Linked DNA regions of Homo sapiens: regions 2, 3 and 4 are each linked to region 1. Evidence: chromatin loops called from intact Hi-C (ENCODE). Cell type or tissue: mammary epithelial cell. All regions are shown on one strand. Region 1 holds the start of LOC107986749 (a long non-coding RNA gene). Region 2 overlaps CREB3L2 (cAMP responsive element binding protein 3 like 2). Region 3 has its middle 13 kb from the start of TRIM24. Region 4 overlaps KIAA1549.

Region 1 (5,000 bases):
TCATGCAAATGAGATGCCCAGCTCTAACTGGTTTCTTATAAAAGCCTTTGCATTCAACTGTAAAAATGGCAACCCTCTTTTGGGCCCCTTTCTGTGGTGGAGAACTTTCTTCTTTTGCTTATTAAACTTCCACTCCAACCTCACCCTTGGTGATCATGTTCCTTAATTGTCATGGTTGTGAGACCGAGAACTCAGGGTGATACCTCAAACGAGAGACTGCTACATTGCGGTGCGTTGGTGAGACTGTAACATAATGTTAATAAACTGGGGAGAACTTAGGAAGCCGTTTGTTCAAACTCTTCTCTTTGTCCTTGTATCTTCAGAAATGAGGATGTTGCTATCTTCTGGGTATAGGGAGGGCACCTCTCACATGAGGGTCATAAGACCTACTTGAGGGGATGGTCAGGAAATCCTTCCTAGGTTTTATGATCTGTTTCAGGGGAGTAGAGCATTGTGGGGGAGGTAGTGAGCGTGACCTTCCTGCTTCTGCTGTCTTCTCAAATGCCAAGTTTTCACATTTTGGGGTAGCATGTCCTGAATTCCTTCAACATGAAACCCAGAGTTAGAAAAAGAAAAGATTGAGCAACTTAATTAGATAAAAGCAAAATATTAAGCAATGACAAAAGATATCATTAAAAATGTTGTTAAAAGGGAAAAAAAAAGAGGAAAAAAAAGAAAACAAACAAAATGTTGTTAAAAAGCCACAGTTTGGCTGGGTGCAGTGGCTTGCACCTGTAATCCCAGCGCTTTGAGAAGCCAAGCAGGAGGATCTCTTCAGTCCAGGAGCTCAAGACCAGCCTGGGCAACACAGTGAGACACCTGTCTCTACAACCCCCCCATCCCACTTCCCAATGCACACAAACAACAATTTGGCAGAAAATATTTGCAATGTGTAAGAAAAAATCAGAAAATACTTACACTTGAGCTAATTAATTGATGACAGAGATGATGGTTCTTAATCATTGAGAACCTCATTGAGGGTTTGTCATCTATCTCAGTATCATAATTTTTCTCACACATAATGACATAATTTGAACATGTTTTCATATTATTAAGTATGTTTCTAGAACCATAATTCTTAATAGTCCCACAGAAATTCACTATGCTGAGTGTGGTGTTGAATGCTGGGGTCACCACAGTGGAGCAGCCCTGGAGGAGAATGAGCAGGGTGCTTTCATCAGTGACCCTCCTCTATCCTTTCCAGTCAGTGACACAGGCTCTTGTCAATCAACGGTGGACAATCATTTATAAAGTGTCCCAAATGATTAACTTGCATGGGTTACCTGTGTCTGCTGTTCCAGAACTGATTCAATTTCTTCAAATCCTTTTCTCCTCCTCCTCCTCCTTCTCTGCTTCCTCCTCCTCCTTCTCCTCTTCCTCCTCCTCCTCCTCTTCTTTCCCTTTTTTAAGCTAAAGATGGAAAAGAGAGGCAGGAGGAAAACATGTGGTAGTACGAAACCAGTAAATGTGTGAAAACTCCATGACTAATATTCTCAAATTATAAGCAGCTTTCTCAATGAATATATATCTATCAGTATCTATATCTATATATAGATAAAGATATAAAATTCCTCGTATTAATAGATATTTTTATAAAATAACCAGAAACTGGGTTTGACTGGAAGTTAAATGTAATACTTCCTTTCTGATACCCTTAAATAATACTTTAATTCACAGGGAATATCAAATGAAAACTGTTTTAATAGTAGTTTCTTATTTATAGATTTTGAAAAAGTTTTTTTCCTGTTAGAGCAAGCATATTGCAATTTATTTAACAATTAAATGAATTAAAATATTTTGTTTGAGAAGTTCATGATTTCAAATGATTCTAATAAAATGCTAAATGTTTTACATTTGTAACATAAGTGAAAAGCAATGAAATTGCTATAGGAAAATTAAAACACATTCTAAAATACAATGTTTCAATGTTTTCATAAGTTTATGACCTAGTAATAAGTTCTGATTAAGAAGTAGAAAGCCCTTAAATGTGGAAAGAGGAAAAAAAATCCATTCAAAGCCTCACAGTTTTTAATATTCATTGTATGTTTTCAGTCATTTTTCCAAGCAGAAGTTCTTCCCTTTCATCCTTCATTATTATTATGTTACATATACAATGTGAATTTTTCATTTTTCATGTGACATAATATAATGGGTTTTTAACAGAATTGTCATTCTATGAGAAGGATCTTTCATCTAAAGAATGCACATTTATGATATAGTCCCTGTAACAGCAAGCAAAAACACCAGGCTTAAATAGATGTGTTTATAAATGAGTCCCGCTTCAAGTCCAAAGCCTTTTTGGAATTTAGGGAAGTTTGGATAACATTACTCATTTTAGCTTTCTTCCCAGTAGCAAAGAAAATGGCTTTTGGCAGCTGGGTGTGTGATATAATGCCAATCACCAGGGGCAATGCCTGATGATTAACTTAGAAAATCTTATTACTTTTGACTGATAAAAATGGAAATGGCTAGTTTCCAATTTATAAATATTTGGTTTATTATTGCATGGCAGACACAAAACAAATTTTGTGAGAAGGTACTATTTATGTCAACTACATCCTCCCAATAGGTTGGTGAACAGATGTCTTCTGTCTATAGATCAGTGATATTTCTAGCAGACATCCCTTAGAGTACAGGCAAATCTCAGGGTCATTGTACCTACAACCAATTCAAGCACTGAGCTGGGCACTCATATTTGTTCTTAACCTTGGTCAGGAGAGGACTCACTCACTCCATCATTCATTTCCCTTCAGTGAAGTCTAGCCTCCCTAGAGAAAGCCTGCTGTGAAAGGTGTGGCCCTCTCAAGTATCAGTTTGCAGATGACTTTATGTTGACACAATAAATAATGCACAGAAAATAAAATGAATGCTACTGACCTGAAGTATTTATCTATCTCTGGCACCTGAATTCCCTGCCCAGAAGTAGGAACCCTGACTGTATGAAGAATGAACAGCACACAGCACCACCATTTCAAAGCAAAACCCCCAGCGTGCACAGAACACTGCTTTGGATAAAAGATGGCAGCTGCAGAGCTGGAAGGGTAGCTGGTTGCCATGGTAACCGAGGCTCTGATTCAGCCACCATATGCCACCTGGTGTTCTCAGCCTGAAAAAGCAGGTCTGGGTGTCCTAGATTGGCGATAGAGCTATGGCCATAGCTCTTTCGAATCAGTACTGGGTTTGAATGTGCAGAAATGTTTGCATTGTTTTATTCATCTATAGAAGATTTTGGGGCTGACACCCTCATTACTTAAGGTAGAGGTTCATCTGGGGAAAGGAAAGAGAAATACTTTTAAAACAATCATTCTAATTCTTCCATGGAAACACTGCTATATGGATATTCATTTTCAAAGATCCATCTTTTGTTCTCTTTTGTTCTCTTTTTGTTCTCTTTTCAGGGCAAATTTGTTATCCAAATCTGATAGGATTTCCAAATCCTATATGATATCCAAATCATATAATATTGCAACAGCAACTAACTCAAAATGCTGGGCACGATGATTGCAGAACATGATATATCAATTATCAGCCATCTCTGATCTTTAGAACATTTTGTCTTCTTCTAAAAGTGCTGTATGGCAAATAACAGTGGTATGACCTTATGTTAACGTTGAATTGTGTCCAATTTTTTGCTTATATATAAATAATATGTAAATTTATATATATTTAAATATGTATATATGACATTCTATAAAATTGCTAAATGGAAAGAAATCTGTTATAAATTTGTAATAATAAGGTAGAGATTGAACACCCATTTGAGACTCCTTGAGAGTATTCCACAGTGAATGGGTAGTTGTTACACAGTAGTGACTAAATATACAATATGCTATGTTACGATAATATAAGAATTTTGGCCTTTATTGTATGTTTTGTGAACTTCATGTTTGATTTTTATATTTATGATAAAAATATCAACTAGTGTTGGATATTGCTGGTGATTCAACTTTGAGATAAACATTTCAGGTTATCCTTTTCTCCAATTTCTACAGCTATTAAAAAGCTGATTACTGATTTTTTTTTTTTTTTTTTTTGAGACGGAGCCGCACTCTGTTGCCAGGCTGGAGTGCAGTGGTATGATCTCAGCTCACTGCAACCTCCACCTCCCGGGTTGAAGCGATTCTCCTGCTTCAGCCTCCCAAGTAGCTGGGACTACAGGCGTGCGCCACCACACCCAACTAATTTTTGTATTTTTAGTAGAGACAGGGTTTCACCATGTTGGCCAGGATGGTCTCGATCTCTCACCTGGTGTTCCGCCCATCTCAGCCTCCCAAAGTGCTGGGATTACAGGCGTGAACCACCGCGCCCGGCCTGATTACTGATTTTATATTAATAATCTGAGCTTGCAAAATTGTTATTTTGATGTCATTTTTACCACTGCTGGGGAAACAATTATCAACGTAGTAAATAAAATGGTTTTAAATATAAGAATAAAATAGCTTTTACTCTTTACAACTGTTCCTGAATATTGTCAGAATTTTTTAGTACTGTGCAATTAAAAAAAGAAAAAAAGAAAAAATTCGCCAGGCATGGTGGCATGCACTTGTAGTCCCAGCTACTTGGGGCCCAAAGTGAGAGGGTTACTTGAGCCCAGGAAGTCAAGGCTGCAGTAAGCTGAGATCGTGCCACTGCACTCCAGCCTGGGTGACAGAACAAGACTGTCTCTAAAAAATAAAAGGTTAGAAAAAAAAAAAAAAAAAGGCGAGGTGTGGTGACTCACACCCATAATCCCAGCACTTTGAGAGGCCAACGTGGGCTGATCACCTGAGGTCAGAAGTTTGAGACCAGCCTGGCCAACATGGTGAAACCCCATCGCTACTAATAATACAAAACTTAGCTGGGTGTGGTGGTGGGTGCCTGTAATCCCAGCTACTCGGGAGTCTGAGGCAGGAGACTCGCTTGAACCTGAGAGGCGGAGGTTGCAGTGAGCCGAGATCACACCATCGCACTCCAGCCTGGGTGACAAGAGCAAAACTCCATCTCAAAAAAATAAAATAAAT
Region 2 (5,000 bases), 260 kb after region 1:
CAGTTGTGCTGAGATGCTCAGCATGGCCAAACTCCACCCACCCACTCCTGCTACACACACACGCATGCACACGTGCTACTCTTGCACATATACAAACACATATGCACACATGCTCTCATGTTCACATCCACAATACACATATGTACACACTCTCATATGCACATACATGTACACATACATGCATATTCTTTACTTTTCCTAAATGATACAGGATTGAAGAAGAAGCTGATCATGACAAGGACTATGACTAGGGGGTTAAAAAAGAGGCTTGGAGGAGAATAAGATCAACAAGCCTGATTCTCCTGAAAATGACATCAAAATTTAGAGGTGACCAAGGAGGCACTGGCCACTTCATTATAATCTAATTTTAGTAGCAAATGATACTTATTAGTTTAAAAAAAGAGAAAATCATTGGTATTTTTTTTTTCTTTTTTTTGAGACGGAGTCTTGCTCTGTCGCCCAGGCTGGAATGCAGTGGCATGATATCGGCTCACTGCAAGCTCTGCCTCCCGGGTTCAAGTGATTCTCCTGCCTCAGCCTCCTGAGCAGCTGGGACTACAGGCACGCGCCACCACGTCCGGCTAATTTTTGTATTTTTTTTTTTTTTAGTAGAGATGGGGTTTCACCATGTTGGCCAGGATGGTCTCAATCTCCTGACCTCATGATCCGCCCCCACCTTGGCCTCCCAAAATGCTGGAATTACAGGTCTGAGCCACTGCTCCGGCTGCAAATCATTGTTTTTTAAATTAGTTTTTTAAAATTAGCTAGTTTATTAATTGCATTTCAAACCCATTTTACAAAAATTGTAACGGTACCAAGTTGATAAATTCCTCTAGCACTTGCTGTGCCCAGTGCTATTTTAAGCACTTTACAGCTATGAACTCATTTAGCCCTATGAGATGCCATTATTATCATCCTCACTATATAGAGGAGGTAACTGAAACTCGGAAAGTCTAGGTGATTTGTCCAAGGTCACACAGTAACCGCTAAAGCTGCATTTGAACCCAGGCAGTCTGGCTCTGGAGCCTGGATGTGGGAGGAGTATATGGAGGTTTATGCCTGGCTCATATGCAAGAGAAAGGGGTGAAAGTGCAGGGTTAAGAAACTGGCTTTTGGGGAGTTTCATCCAGAATGTATGTGTTCATGTGCACACATGATACATACCTGTGCTGTGACAATTATTTCTTAGAGACTCCTGTCACCCTGAGTGTTAGAGATCCAACAAATTAAGCAGAGAAAAATGGACTTACTGGGTAAACAAAAATTTAATCAGATTAAGGGTCAGTGTTAATGCCCAGTAACAATTGTGCAAATATTAAGGGATCAGTTTAAATCTCTTTGCATGTTATTTGATAATAACAAATGAATTTAATTCCCGTTTCCTGATGCTTCATGGTTTGTTGCTCAAAAAGCCAGCTAATATAGACATAAGCTAAAACTACCGCCAGTGGGATCCCCCTGAAATTTTCTCTGCATTTCTGGGAATGTGTGCTCAGATAGCAGTCAGGGGCAGTTCACCCCAAGTGCTCTGTAAGACAGACTGCCCAAAGGGAGGAAGTGCCACCAACTTAGTGTGGCATTACCTTGATCTCATGAGGCAAGGGAGCTGGTTTCACTGCTTGCCTTTGGCCGTTAGTCTGCTGGGGCTTCCTCTGTTTTTATCTCCACTTCCTCTCCCTGGGGGGATTGCCTGAGGCGGCTCTGTTTCTCTGGATCCTGCTCCCCGAGCCAGCATATGTATGCATGTTTTTAGCATCCTGAGCCGATAGGCGTTCCCGGCACCCATCCTGGCACTTGCTTCCGCAGCAGCCCCATGTTCATGGGTGGGTGGGACAAATCCTGGCCAAGAATTGGCGAAAAGGGGAAGAGCAAAGACCTCCTTGGAGTTTGTGTTCAGGTTTCGTCCTCTACAGGCTCCGTGTCAGGCCTTCCCTGGGCCACATGGGGGCAGCAGAGGCACAGCAGGGATGTGCTGGGGCGAAGTCCGGGTGTGTGAGGGAGAAGGACCGACCCCACTACCTTGCCTGGGAAGTCTCTCCTCTCCTCTGCAGGTGGACTGTGCTGCGTGTTCCTTCCTTCCTTCCTTCCTTCCTTCCTTCCTTCCTTCCTTCCTTCCTTCCTTCCTTCCTTCCTTCCTTCCTTCTCTTTCCTTTTTCTTCCTTTTCTTTCTTTCTCTTTCTTTTTCTTTCTTTCTTTTTTCTTCCTTTCTTCCTTCCCTTCCTTCCTTTCCCCTTCTCCTTCCTTTCTCCCTCCTTCCTTCCTTCCTTCCTTCCTTCCTTTCCTTCTTTCCTTTGTTCCTCCCTCCCTCCCTCCCTCCTTCCACATTTTTATTTTTGTTTGCTTGTTTGAATCAGATATCCAAATAAGGTCCATGTGTTCAAACTGTTTGATATGTCCATTACATATCTTTTTGTCTGTAAGTTCTCTTGCATGTCTTTGCTGTTATTTAGTAAAGGCCGAGTCAGTTGTCCTGTAGAGTCTTCCTGGTCTTAGTTTACCTGTAATGTCCTTGTGGTGTCCGTTAGCACAGTCCTTCGTCCACTACAGACTCTACTTTGTTTGGTTTTGGTTTTTGGTAAGAATTCTTCATAGGTTCCACTACATGCCTCCATCAGAAGGAACATAAAAATTGGTTATTCGGTTCTCCACAATGTATACTTATTGGCTAGAGAGATCAATACATTAGGGGTTTGAAAGTAGCCTTATAGAATTCTATCATTTCTCCTCCAGTTATTAGCAGAATATTTTTCTAAAGCAAGACTCTTCATCGTTAATGAACATGGGTACACAAGTAACCATGAGATGCTGATTTCATTGTCTTTGGGTATATACCAGCAGAGGGATTGCTGGGTTATATGCTAGTTCTATTTTTAATATTTTGAGGAACCTCTACACTGTTTTTCATAATGGTTTTACTAATTTACATTCCCACTAACAGTGTGGAAGGGTTCCCTTTTCTCCACACCATTGCCAACACTTTTCGCGCCTTGTCTTTTTTATAATGATAGTACTAACAGATGTGAAGTGATATCATGTAGGGTTTTGATTTACGTTTCTCTGATGACTAGTGTCAGTGAGCACCTATTCATATACCAGTTGACCATTTTTATGTTTTCTTTAGAGACATGTCTATTCAGATTCTTTGCCCATTTTTTAAAATTGGTTGTTTTTGATATTGAGTTGTATGAGTTCCTCATATGTTTTTAATATTAACCCCTCATGATGGTTTATATGGTTTGCAAACATTTTCTCCCAATCCGTGGGCTGCCTTTTCATTTTGTTAATTTTTGTTGTTGTTGTGCAGAAGCTTTTTAGTTTGATATAGTTTTACTTGTTTATCATACGTTTCGACTTAAGGAAGATGCATACATAATATGTGCTCCTTGTAAAAATAATTTAGGAAAAAAAAAGAATCCTTTCACTCAGAGGTATCTTTATGTTTTGGAATATCTTATGTGTATGTATTTATATTGTACATACTTCTTTGTTAAGAACTATTTCCACATAACAAAACACTGGACATATTCTCATACATTTCTACAGGATCTTTGACTCACCATTAAAAATAATCTACCTTGATCAGGCGCAGTGGCTCATGACTGTAATCCTAGCACTTTGGGAGGCCGAGGCAGGTGGGTCACCTGTTGGTCAGAGATCACCTGACCAACATGGTGAAACCCCATCTCTACTAAAAATACACAAATTATCTGGGCGTAGTGGCAGACACCTGTAATCCCAGCTACTCGAGAGGCTGAGGCAGGAGAATCGCTTGAACCTAGGAGGCAGAGGCTGCAGTGAGCCGAGATTGTGCCATTGCACTCCAGCCTGGGCGACAGAGCGAGACTCTGTCTCAAATAATAATAATAATAATCTACTTCATGCTATTGGGATCTGAGCCTTCCCTGACAGTCTGCTGTTACTGAATGTGACCAGGGCTAGCTTAGCCACCTGTTAAAGCAGGGAAAGTTTTTTGTTTATGTGTTTTGTTGTCAGCATTATTAAGGCATAATTGACAAAATTGCATATTTTTACAGTATACAATGTAACGATTTGATGTATGCATATATTATGAAATGATTATCACAATCAGGCTGATTAACACATCCATCACTCCACATAATTACCTTTTTTTTCTTTTTCTTTTTGGTGCCAATGCTTAGCACACTTCTAGTATATAATATGGCATTTTTAATTACAGTCACCATGCTGTACAGTAGATCCTCAGAATGTATTTACCTTATAACTGAAAGTTTGTATTCTTTGACCAGTTCTCCCACTTCCAGTGCCCAGTGACCACCTTTCTATTCTCTTGTTTCTGTGAGTTTGACTTAAATTTTTCTTTAGATGTAAGTGATACCATACAGTATTTGTCTTTGTCTGGCTTATTTTACTTACAAAGCAGAACAAGTTTGTCGATGTTCCTCTTCCCCTTGGCCTCCTTCCCTGTACTCTGTGCCTTCCCTTGAGTCTCAGGAGCGCAGTGGCTCTGTGTGTCTTCTTCTCCCATTTCTTCTCCCTCTTCAAGACTCACCTCTCCTCGTGGATAACGCTTTTATGGTAGTAATGGCTGGCAATGGATTCATCTGTGATCTTCCCACAGATAATTGTAGCGGGGACCTCCTAAGATCATAATATTTAAGACCTGGCGCGGTGGCTCACACCTGTAATCCCAGTATTTTGGGAGGCCGTGGCTGGTGAATCACCTGAGGTTGGGAGTTCGAGACCAGCCTGATCAACATGGAGAAACCCCATATCTACTAAAAATACAAAATTAGCTGGGCGTGGTGGCGTGTGCCTGTAATCCCAGCTACTCAGGAGGCTGAGGCGGGAGAATCACTTGAACCTGGGAGACGGAGGTTACGGTGAGCCGAGATCACGCCATTGCACTCTAACCTGGGCAACAAGAGGAAAACTCCATCTCAAAACAAACAAACAAAACCAGTAGCTTTTAATGTATTTTGGCTTGAGAGGGAAATAGATAAAAGCAGGGCTGCTTCGCT
Region 3 (5,000 bases), 280 kb before region 1:
CCAAAAGGCAAGAAATTTCCAGTGGGGGAAATTGAGCCTCACCCAAAAGGCAAGATATTTCCAGTGCAGAAAATTGAGCCTCACCCAAAAGGCAAGAAATTTCCAGTAAGGGAAATCGAACCTTGAACCTTACCCCCAAACCATCAAGATGGGAAATACCCTAAGCAAGACAGGAAGCAAGGGGGATAAAGATGATAACAAAGATATCCCCACCGGATAGCCCCCTAGGTCTCATGCTAAAACACTGGAAGGATAATGAAAGGACTAAACGTAGGAAAAAGCAACAAATGATAAAATATTGCTGTTTTATTTGGACTCAGGGACCCATCCTCAAACCCTCAATCTTCTGGCCAAAGTTTGGGTCAAATGAGGATGTAATGTGTCAGCTGTTAATACAATATGTTAATGATAAAAGTCCAATGTCTCCAGAAGAACTAGGCTATGCCCTTTGTTGGAGGCAAGGACCTGCGCTCCTTTTCCCCTTAAAAACAAATAGGGAAGAACCCAATCTGGCACCTCAAAATGAAAAGTCAGAGGAGCCAACTCTCATGCCTGAAGACTCCAGCACATGGGATCCCCTAGACTATCTTTCCCCGTTCAGTGTCCCCAGTCTTTCCCCTCAGACAGCCACTGCCGCCTCAGATCCCGTTCCAAATCCTCACTCTACTCACGTTATCCTTCCTCCTTACAACTCTGACTCTTGGAAATTACCGTCCCACCAGCCTATTTCCTCCCAACTTAAATACCCCTCTCTAAAAGGACTTCAGCATGAGATAGAACAATGTAAAAAAGATATTCAGAATTTCCCATTTCCCTCTGTACCTAAGAGGTTGGCCCCAACCTTCTTCCCTTTGAAAGAGGTACCACAAGGAGTAGGGGGCCATTGGCTTTGTAAATGCTCCCTTAACCAGTTCAGAAAGTCGGAATTTTAAAAAGGAGCTTAAACTGCTACTAGATGACCCCTTATGGAGTGGCAGACCAAATTGACCAATTCTTAGGCCTCAGTTATACACTTGGGTCCAGTTAATGTCCATCATGGGCATCCTCTTTTCAGGGGAAGAAAGGAGTATGATTTGTAGGGCTGCTATGGTAATTTAGGAACGTGAGCACCCTCCCAGTGAAAACGTTCCTACAACGGACCAGAAATTCAGCACCTGAGACCCCCGGTGGGACAATAACAATGCAGATCACCGGGAAAATATGCAGGACCTAAGGGAGATGATAATAAAAGGAATTTGGGAATCAGTACCCCGAACCCAAAATCTTTCTAAAGCATTTGATATACAACTGGAAAAGGATGAAGGGCCTATGAGATTCCTAGACAGACTGAAGGAGCAAACGAGGCAGTATGCAGGCCTCAATTTGGATGATCCCCTTGGGCAAGGAATGTTGAAACTCCAATTTGTCACTAAAATTTGGCCAGACATTTCAAAAAAGTTACAAAAGATAGACAATTGGGAAGACCGTCCCCTAAGTGAGCTTCTTGGGGAAGCTCAGAAATTATACATGAAAAGGGACAAAGAAAAACAGAAACAAAAGACAAAACTTATGTTTTCCACCTTCCAACAGATGGCTCCAAACCCAGGTACTTCTAGACAAAGTTTCCAGGGAGCCAGAAACTATAAAGAGTCTGAACCCTCTTTTAAATGACCCCAGCCTCCATCTGGAGGACCAAGGTCCTCGTCTACCATGCCCCCTAAATAGTATGGGGGAGCAGGGTTAAAGAATCCCAGAACTAAGAGGGAGGAAGGACAAGATAGGTGCTACAGATGTGGAAGAACAGGCCACTTCAAGAGAGGATGTCCTGAACTAAGAAAGGAGAAAGAAGCCCTTCCACTCATGACTTTCGAGGAAGAATAGGGGGGTCAGGGGCTCTGTCTCTTTTATCTTGAGTCTCACCAGGAGCCCTTGATACATTTGGAGGTGGGGCCTAAACATGAGCTTATCACCTTTTTAGTCGATTCAGGGGCTGTTCGCTCCTCTGTTTGTTTCCCCCATCTAATCTTGTCTCCTCCTCAGAGGAACTTTTAGTCTCCAGGGTAAAAGGGGAAGGATTTAGAGCAAAAATTTTAGAAAGCACAGAAATTAGATACGAGGATTGCTCAGCTCATATTCAGTTCTTGTTAATCCCTGAAGCAGGAACTAATTTAATGTTAAGTTGGCCATAAGTCTACAAGTCAGCCCAAGAGGATTCCTCACCTCATTAAACCTACTCACCACCGCAGATGAAAAATATGTTAATCCAAATGTCTGGTCCAAAGACAGAAACTGAGGGAAACTCCAAGTGCCTCTAACCCACATCAAGCTAAAAACCCCGGGAGTAGTAAAAAGGAAGCAATACCCTATTCCTCTAGAAGGTAGGATAGGGTTGAAACCTATAATCAAAGGCCTCATTAAGGATGGGCTTCTCGAGCCCTGTATGTCACCTTATAACACCCCAATGCTGCCAGTCAAGAAATCAGGTGGGTCATACTGGCTAGTACAGGACCTTAGAGCTATCAACCAAATAGTCCAGACTACCCACCCTATTGTCCCCAATACTTTCACCATTCTTAGCAAGATTGCATATAATCATCAATGGTTTGCTGTAATAGATTTGAAGGATGCTTTTTGGGCATGTGCCCTGGCTGAAGATAGCCGAGATATATTTGCTTTTGAGTGGGAGGATCCCCACTCAGGGCGGAAACAACAATATCGATGGACAATCTTGCCCCAAGGGTTCACAGACTCCCCTAATCTTTTTGGCCAAATTTTAGAACAAGTACTAGAAAGAATTGTCATCCCAGAACAAATATGCCTTCTTCAGTATGTGGACGACATTCTTATATCTGGTGAAGATATAGAGAAGGTAACTGACTTCTCTACACATATTCCTAAACATCTGCAGTTTGAAGGGCTACAGTCTCAAAAAGAAAGCTTCAGTATGTAGAGCCTGAAGTTAAATATTTAGGCCACTTAATAAGTGCAGGCAAGTGAAGAATACGGCCCGAACGAATCGAGGGAATCGTGTACCAACCCTTGCCTCAAACTAAACAAGAACTCAGGAAATGTTTAGGGTTAGTCAGATACTGTCATTTATGGATTGACTCATACGCACTACACAGTAAACTGTTATATCAAAAACTTGCCCAGGAGAAGCCTAACCATCTCCTGTGGACTTCTGAGGAAGTTGATCAAGTCGAGAAGCTGAAGGAAAGGCTCATAACTGCCCCTGTTTTAGCTTTACCCTCCCTAGAAAAGCCATTTCACCTTTTTGTTAATGTGGACAGTGGGGTAGCTTTAGGAGTACTGACTCAAGAACACAGAGGCCATCGGCAGCCCGTAGCCTTCCTATCAAAGATCGTAGACCCAGTCACTCGTGGATGGCCCCAATGCATCCAGTCCATCGTGGCTACGGCAATACTAGTCGAGGAAAGCAGAAAGTTAACCTTTGGAGAAAATTGACAGTAAGCACGCCTCACGAAATTAGAACTATCTTAAACCATAGAGCAGGGGGATGGCTTACTGACTCGAGAATCTTAAAGTATGAGGCCATTCTGTTAGAAAAGGATGATTTAACATTGACCACTGATAATTCACTCCACCCAGCAGGTTTCCTAACAAGGAATTCAAATATAAGGAGGGAACACACATGTTTAGATTTAATTGATTACCATACAAAGGTTCGACCAGACCTAGGAGAAACCCCCTTCCAGACTGGATGGTACTTATTCATACATGGTTCTTCCCAGGTGATTGAGGAAAAAAGACATAATGTGTATTCAATGATTGTTGGAGAAACTCTTGCAGAAATAGAGTCAGGAAAATTGCCCAACAGTTGGTCTGCTCAAAAGTATGAGCTGTTTGCACCCAGCCAAGCCTTAAAGCACTTGCAGCACCAGGAAGGAACCATCTATAGTGATTCTAGATATGCCTTTGGAGTGGCCCATACGTTTGGGAAAATTTGGACTGAACGAGGTCTCATTCATAGTAAAGGTCAAGACCTTGTTCACAAGGAGCTGATCACCCAACTATTGAATAATCTTCCGTTGCCAGAAGAAATAGCTATTGTCCATGTTCCCGGACACCAGAAAAGCCTTTGTTTTGAAAGTCGAGGAAATAACCTAGAAGATCAGGTAGCCAAGCAGGCTGCTGTGTCTTCTGAAATGCGTATTTTTCACTTAACTCCCTGCCTCCCTCCTCCTACCATAATCCCCATTTTCTCTTCTGCTGAAAAAGAAAAACTAATAAAAATAGGCGCTAAAGAGAATTCAGAAGGAAAATGGATACTGCAAGACCAGAGAGCAGTTCTCAGAGTTTATGATTGCATAGGAATTTATACTCTGGCCAAACAGGTTACAGATAGTTGCTTAGTATTTAAGAAAACTAATTAACATACTATAAAAATATTACCTCTCGGGGGAAGGAATCCAGGCTTAAGGCCATTCCAAAGTATCCAAGTTGATTACACAGAAATGCCTCCAATAGATCATCTAAAATATTTACTAGTGATAGTAGACCACCCCACTCACTGGGTCGAAGCTATCCCCTTTCAAATGCAACAGCCAATAATGTAGTTAGGGCCCTAATTGAAAATATAGTACCCAGGTTTGGACTAATAGAAAATATTGACTCAGACAGTGGAACTCATTTCACTGCACACATTATTAAAAAGCTATCCCAAACATTAGACATTAGATGGGAACACCATACTCCCTGGCACACCCCCTCATCAGGGAGAGTAGAAAGGATGAATCAGACTCTAAAGAACCACTTAACCAAATTAGTCTTAGAGACTCGATTGCCATGGAACAAGTGTCTTCCTATTGCCCTGCTGAGAATTCAAACTGCACCACGGAAAGATATTGGTCTTTCTCCTTATGAGACGCTCTATGGATTACCTTATTTGCACTCCACTGCTGATATACCTACCTTTGAAACAGAAGATCAATTCCTTACAAATTATATAGTTGGTCTATCTTCTATTTTCTCTTATCTTAAAACTAAAGGTCTATTAGCAC
Region 4 (5,000 bases), 700 kb before region 1:
CACGCCTATAATTCCAGCACTTTGGGAGGCCAAGGCAGGCGGATCACGAGGTCAGGAGTTAGAAGTTCAACACCAGCCTGGCCAATATGGTGAAACCCCGTCTCTACTAAAGATACAAAAATTAATTGGGCGTGGTGGCAGGCGCCTGTAATCCCAGCTACTCAGGAGGCTGAGGCAGGAGAATTGTTTCAACCTGGGAAGTGGAGGTTGCAGTGAGCCGAGATCACGCCATTGCACTCCACCCTGGGCGACGGTATGAGACTACATCTCAAAAAAAGAATAATAAAATAAAAAAGACCTAGTTCTAGCCCCATGGGACTAATAGCTCCCACTGACTTCTTTTCTGAATGTCATGATTACAAATGGCTTTATATCATTCTGTGTTGCTTCATGTGGGTTAATAGGTCTGTTTAGGTATGCTCTGAGCTTCCTTAGAGCAGAGACTGTCTCGTACATGGCGTTTATATCCTATGGGGTGTTTCCAGGGGTAGCACATCCTAGGTACTCAGGGTACTTAGTGTTTAGTTGGTAAGTCAGTGGCAAAAAGGGTGATTTCCTACGAAGATAATTTCTCTTTTTCCTGGCAGCTCACGGATAAAACGTTCTCCCAAGCCTCGCCGGAAACACCAGGTCAACGGCTGTCCTGCCGACGCTGAGAAGGACCGGCTCATCACCACAGACAGCGATGGCACCTACAGGAGGCCCCCCGGCGTCCACAACTCAGCCTACATCGGATGCCCAGTGCGTGCCACCGACTCCAGTTTCTGGAACTCGGGTGGGGCGGCTCCTAGAAAGATGCGCTGAAAGGGGAGGAGAAGCAGCAGCACTGGCTGCCGCCCTGTGTGGTATCAGTGCCTGATGCCTGATGGCTGATGCACCAGGGCCCTCTAGGTCATGAAGTGGGTGGGGTGGGGTGCCACCCCTTCTGAGGGGAGACTTGAGTGCTGTCAGCCAGGGTGCTGCCGAGTGCCACCTCTGGAAACACACTCCGTGTTTTTCCTCTCTATACGTAAGCCCCGTTCTCTCAGACTTCACAGTGGGACTTTTTTCGAGGTTAACTGGAAAACAGAGAGAGAGAGAAATATCCTCAAGGTTTTTTTCCTTCTCCCTAGTCAGAGGGTTATTTGGTTTTGTTGTTTATTTTTATTATTTTTTTTTTTTGGGACAGGGTCTTACTCTGTTGCCCAGGCTGGAGTGCAGTGGTGTGATCCAGGCTCACTGTAGCCTCAGCCTCCTGGGCTCAAGTAATTTTCCCACCTCAGTCTGCTGAGTAGCTAGGACCATAGGCATATGCCACCATGCCCAGCTAATTTTAAAAATTTTTGTAGAGATGGGGTCTCAGCATGTTGCCCAGGCTGGTCTCAAACTCCTGACCTCAAGTGATCCTCCCGCCTTGGCCTCCCACAGTGCTAGGATTACAGGTATGAGGGCATGACCCTGTGATCAAGAGTCTCATACTCTACTGACTGAGCTAGCCTGGCTGGGTTTCCTAATGAGAGGAGGGATATTTAGGGTTTTATTTCCCTGTACTGTCCTTGGAGTGCTAAGAAGATAGCGTATTTGCTTATATATATTTTGCTTTTATGGGAGAAAGAGGTTAATGGAAATTAAGAAATAATGAGTGGTGGCTCAGACCTGTAATGCCAGCACTTTGGGAGGCTGAGGTGGATGGATCGCTTGAGCCCAGGTGTTGGAGACCAGCCTGGGCAATATAGCGAAACCCCGTCTCTCCAAAAAATACAGAAATTAGCCAGGCGTGGTGGTGCATGCCTGTAATCCCAGCTACTTGGGAGGCTGAGGTGGGAGAATCGCTTCAGCCCAGGAGGTCGAGGCTGCAGTGAGCTTTGATCGCACCACTGCACTCCAGCCTGGGTGACAGAGCAAAACCCTGTCTCTAAATAAATAAATAAGGGATTATTTTTTTCCAAAGTAAAAGAGGTCCAGACAGATTTGCTTGAAGTGTTAAAGGCAGTTATTGATAGCGTAAGATGCATACACACAGACTGCATTGAGTAGGGGAGAGAGAACCAGCCTCACTTAACCCATGAGAAATACAGACACAAAGATACCCGAAGACAGAGAGGGCGAGCCAGGTGCCGCTAACTCCGGCAGCACTGGGAAACACAGGGCGTCCTAAACTCCATACCAGGAGAGCCCTGCCTTGCTGCAGCAGGCCCCTTTCACCTCCTGGAGGCACTCACAGAGCCAGCCTGGTTTAGAGACACGTTAGCAAAAAGCACAGCCTTTGAGAAGGGATTTGCGATGGATGTGATCGCTTTAGATAGACCTTATGCAACCAGCCATTTCTTAGTTGAGGTTTGTATTTTTCTCCTAAATTATATAAATAACAAGCACTTAAATAGGCTAAATATAATTACACAAATGTGCAAACATTATACTGGGATGGGGCCTAAATACAACTGAATTATGATCATCTGAAAGAATGAGACTTTTCCTTAGGAACTTACGGTATTTCTAGGGTCTTAAAGACCGACCTTCTTGATCTACTCATGGGGATCAGTGCGATTTCAGAGTTAGGCTGTCTGTAAATGAAACTACTGTCTTCCTCAGTACGAGGAATTGAGTAGTTCCTGTTACTTTCTAAATGTGGTGCATGGCTGCTCTTACAGTAGGTGGTGCTCTTGTGCTGTGTTGGGTTCTGGGGGTATTTGGGCATCTGTGGGGTTTGGCTTGATCTGGGGAGGGCTCCCCAGGGTTGTCACCCGGAGCTTTTGTAAACTGTGCCAAGTGGAGACTTGCTGTGGTGTGAAACAGATAGAAGGGGCAGCATCCCTTCTTGTCCCTTCACTTCTCCAGCCAACCTGGGCTCCTCTCTCAAAGGAATTTGTGGGGAACCCTCTCAGTCCCCCTCTCTTTGATTTTTTTAAATGATTGAGTTTTGTATGGGGAGGAACCTGTCTTCTCCTGGCTGTCTTCATTTGCCTGCTTCAGTGACTCTAGATCAGCCTTCTTTTGCGGTAGCTTTGCAGCATCGTTTTCTTCCTTTTTTCCTTAGCAGAGAGTGCAGGGATTCCTCCTCCTGTGGGTGCAGAGCAGCCTCTTCCTGGAAGACACCACCCCAGAGGCTGCTTGCCTTCAGTGGCTCCTTTTTTAAAAGATTGCCCCAAAATAAAAATCTTCCTCAGATTTTGAATTCTGAAACACTTTAAAAGATAATGCCTGTCTCAGAACTCATCTTTTCTTAGGTAGTTTATCTTTTTTTCCCTCAACTTGTATTTTAGAATCAGTGGTACATGTACAGGGTTTTTTTTTTTCATCTTCAAGCCTATACTAGGGAAGTACTATGTGTTTTTGAATTACCTTGAATTTTCCACTTTCCCCTCAAAAATATCTTCTCCTTGAGCGGTGTGTTCTCCTAAGGCCAAGAGAAATATTCCTTGGTTCCTTGTAATAAGGGTGACCATTATAATTCAGGCCTTGGTAGAAATCCAGCCAGCTGCTTGTTCTTGTAAGTAACTTTTTTTTTTTGAGACACTCCAGCTCTGTTGCCCAGGCTGGAGTGCAGTGGTGCAATCACGGCTCACTGCAGCTTCAACCTCCCCAAGCTCAGGTGATCCTCCCACCTAAGCCTCCCAAGTAGCTGGGATTACAGGCACATGCCACCTTGCCTGGCTAATTTTTGTATTTTTAGTAGAGATGGGCTTTCACCTTGTTGCCTAGGCTGGTCTCAGACTCCTGGGCTCAGCGATCCTCCTGCCTTGGCCTCCCACATTTCTGGGATTATAGACATGAGCCACCAAACCTGGCCTAAATAGAGTTTTATTGCAACACAACCGCACCCATTTGTTGGCTTGATATCAATGACTGTTTTTGCTGCAAGGCAGAGTTGAGTGGTTGTGACAGACTATATGACTCATAAAACCTAAAGTCTTTACTGTCTGGCCCTTTACAGAAAAAGTTTGATGTAATTTGTCATCCAATCCAGACACTTTTGGAAGTGTAAGGGGGTGTTCTATTAATAATGACCGTGGGACAACAGGCATAAACTGAGGTTGTCCTGGACAACCAGGCTGTCTGGTCACCCTCTTGCAACACCCACAAAGGACTGCTAAATAGGCACCAAAATCCGTAAACAGTGAAAAGATGTACATTTATTTCTGAAGACTGATAAACTGTATCTGAACACATCTATGTGTGAAACATCTATAGTCTAAATATAGATGGTAGAATATAGGAAATTGAGTAAATCCTCTTCTTGGCCTGCAAGTTCTGATAGTCTCGCCTGCAAAATGAGGAGAAAACAAGAAGGTGAAGGACAGGAAGAGGAAGTGTCCTGGCCCAGGAGCTCCTGGCCTTCTGGCAGGATTCACGGGGGCCATTGGGAATCCAAGGGGACTGTCCTTCCCATCTGCAGATCATCTCTCTCGGTATAGAAGTTTAGCCTTCTCTGAAATTCTGGCCACTGAGAATGAGATTGGCAGTGGTTATAGCCGCTGGGGACTCTGCTCAAATGTCTGAGATCGTTTCCCACAGTGGAATCTCAGTTTGTGCCTGCAGTTTTTTGTGTCACCACACTACTTGCTTCCTTGCAGTAGAGTCACATACGCAGCCACCGGAATCACCGCCAGGAACATCGCTTCTGTTTCTGGAGAAACCCTTTTACCAGTGGGCTGTTCTTCCAGACACACCCTCCCTTCTTTCCACCCGTGAGCTCTAGGTTGGTGGTACACTGCCGACCAGGCTTCCTCATCTGCTCCTCAAGAAAATCAAGAATTGGAGAAGGGCATGACTGTGGACCTTTATCCACCTCACAAGGAAAGGAGCACAGGTTCCTTCCAAGGTGACATCATCAACTAGAGGCCACCTTGGGGCCCCAGATTCTCAATTAGGATTCCTCAGTGACAAATCTCATTTAGTAGAACCTCCAGTGGGATGTTGCAGTTGGGAGAAATGGACTCATAAGCCCAAGAGTGTCATGTGCAAGAGAGGGAGGTCGCCAGTGGGGACTGCCGTGGAGAGAAGAGCACCTACCCCATCCC

What was found. Peaks named below come from ENCODE experiments on the same cell type or tissue, not always from the same donor. Only the 100,000 strongest peaks of a DNase experiment are listed, where the experiment ranks them.
Region 2: it touches region 1 in a loop (9-fold over the local background); 13 of 110 quality-filtered maps call a loop at or near these places.
Region 3: it touches region 1 in a loop (5-fold over the local background); 7 of 110 quality-filtered maps call a loop at or near these places.
Region 4: a loop joins it to region 1, with 7 times the contacts of the local background. A loop is called at or near these places in 11 of 110 quality-filtered maps.

What each region holds. Positions count from the first base shown.
Region 1 is chr7:138,159,786-138,164,785 of GRCh38, reverse strand. LOC107986749 (a long non-coding RNA gene) reads right to left here and starts at 3,013. Exons shown (of 3, transcript XR_001745033.3): 1 at 2,878-3,013; 2 at 1,284-1,410; 3 at 1-542. RefSeq lists an enhancer at 1-971. In mammary epithelial cell, a CTCF peak has its summit at 3,095; a DNase peak (open chromatin) is centred at 3,065.
Region 2 is chr7:137,896,240-137,901,239 of GRCh38, reverse strand. The region is part of intron 8 of CREB3L2 (cAMP responsive element binding protein 3 like 2); the gene reads left to right. Among named protein-coding and RNA genes, the nearest start is that of DGKI, 52 kb to the right of the region's middle. RefSeq lists enhancers at 1,152-1,868, 1,800-1,869. In mammary epithelial cell, a CTCF peak has its summit at 1,946 (motif pointing right); no DNase peak of the experiment used is centred here; H3K4me3 peaks cover 174 bases.
Region 3 is chr7:138,444,429-138,449,428 of GRCh38, reverse strand. No RefSeq gene overlaps it. Among named protein-coding and RNA genes, the nearest start is that of TRIM24, 13 kb to the left of the region's middle. In mammary epithelial cell, no CTCF peak of the experiment used is centred here; no DNase peak of the experiment used is centred here.
Region 4 is chr7:138,863,716-138,868,715 of GRCh38, reverse strand. It overlaps KIAA1549, which reads left to right. Exons shown (of 20, transcript NM_001164665.2): 15 at 588-741. Among named protein-coding and RNA genes, the nearest start is that of ATP6V0A4, 68 kb to the right of the region's middle. In mammary epithelial cell, a CTCF peak has its summit at 2,639 (motif pointing right); a DNase peak (open chromatin) is centred at 3,825.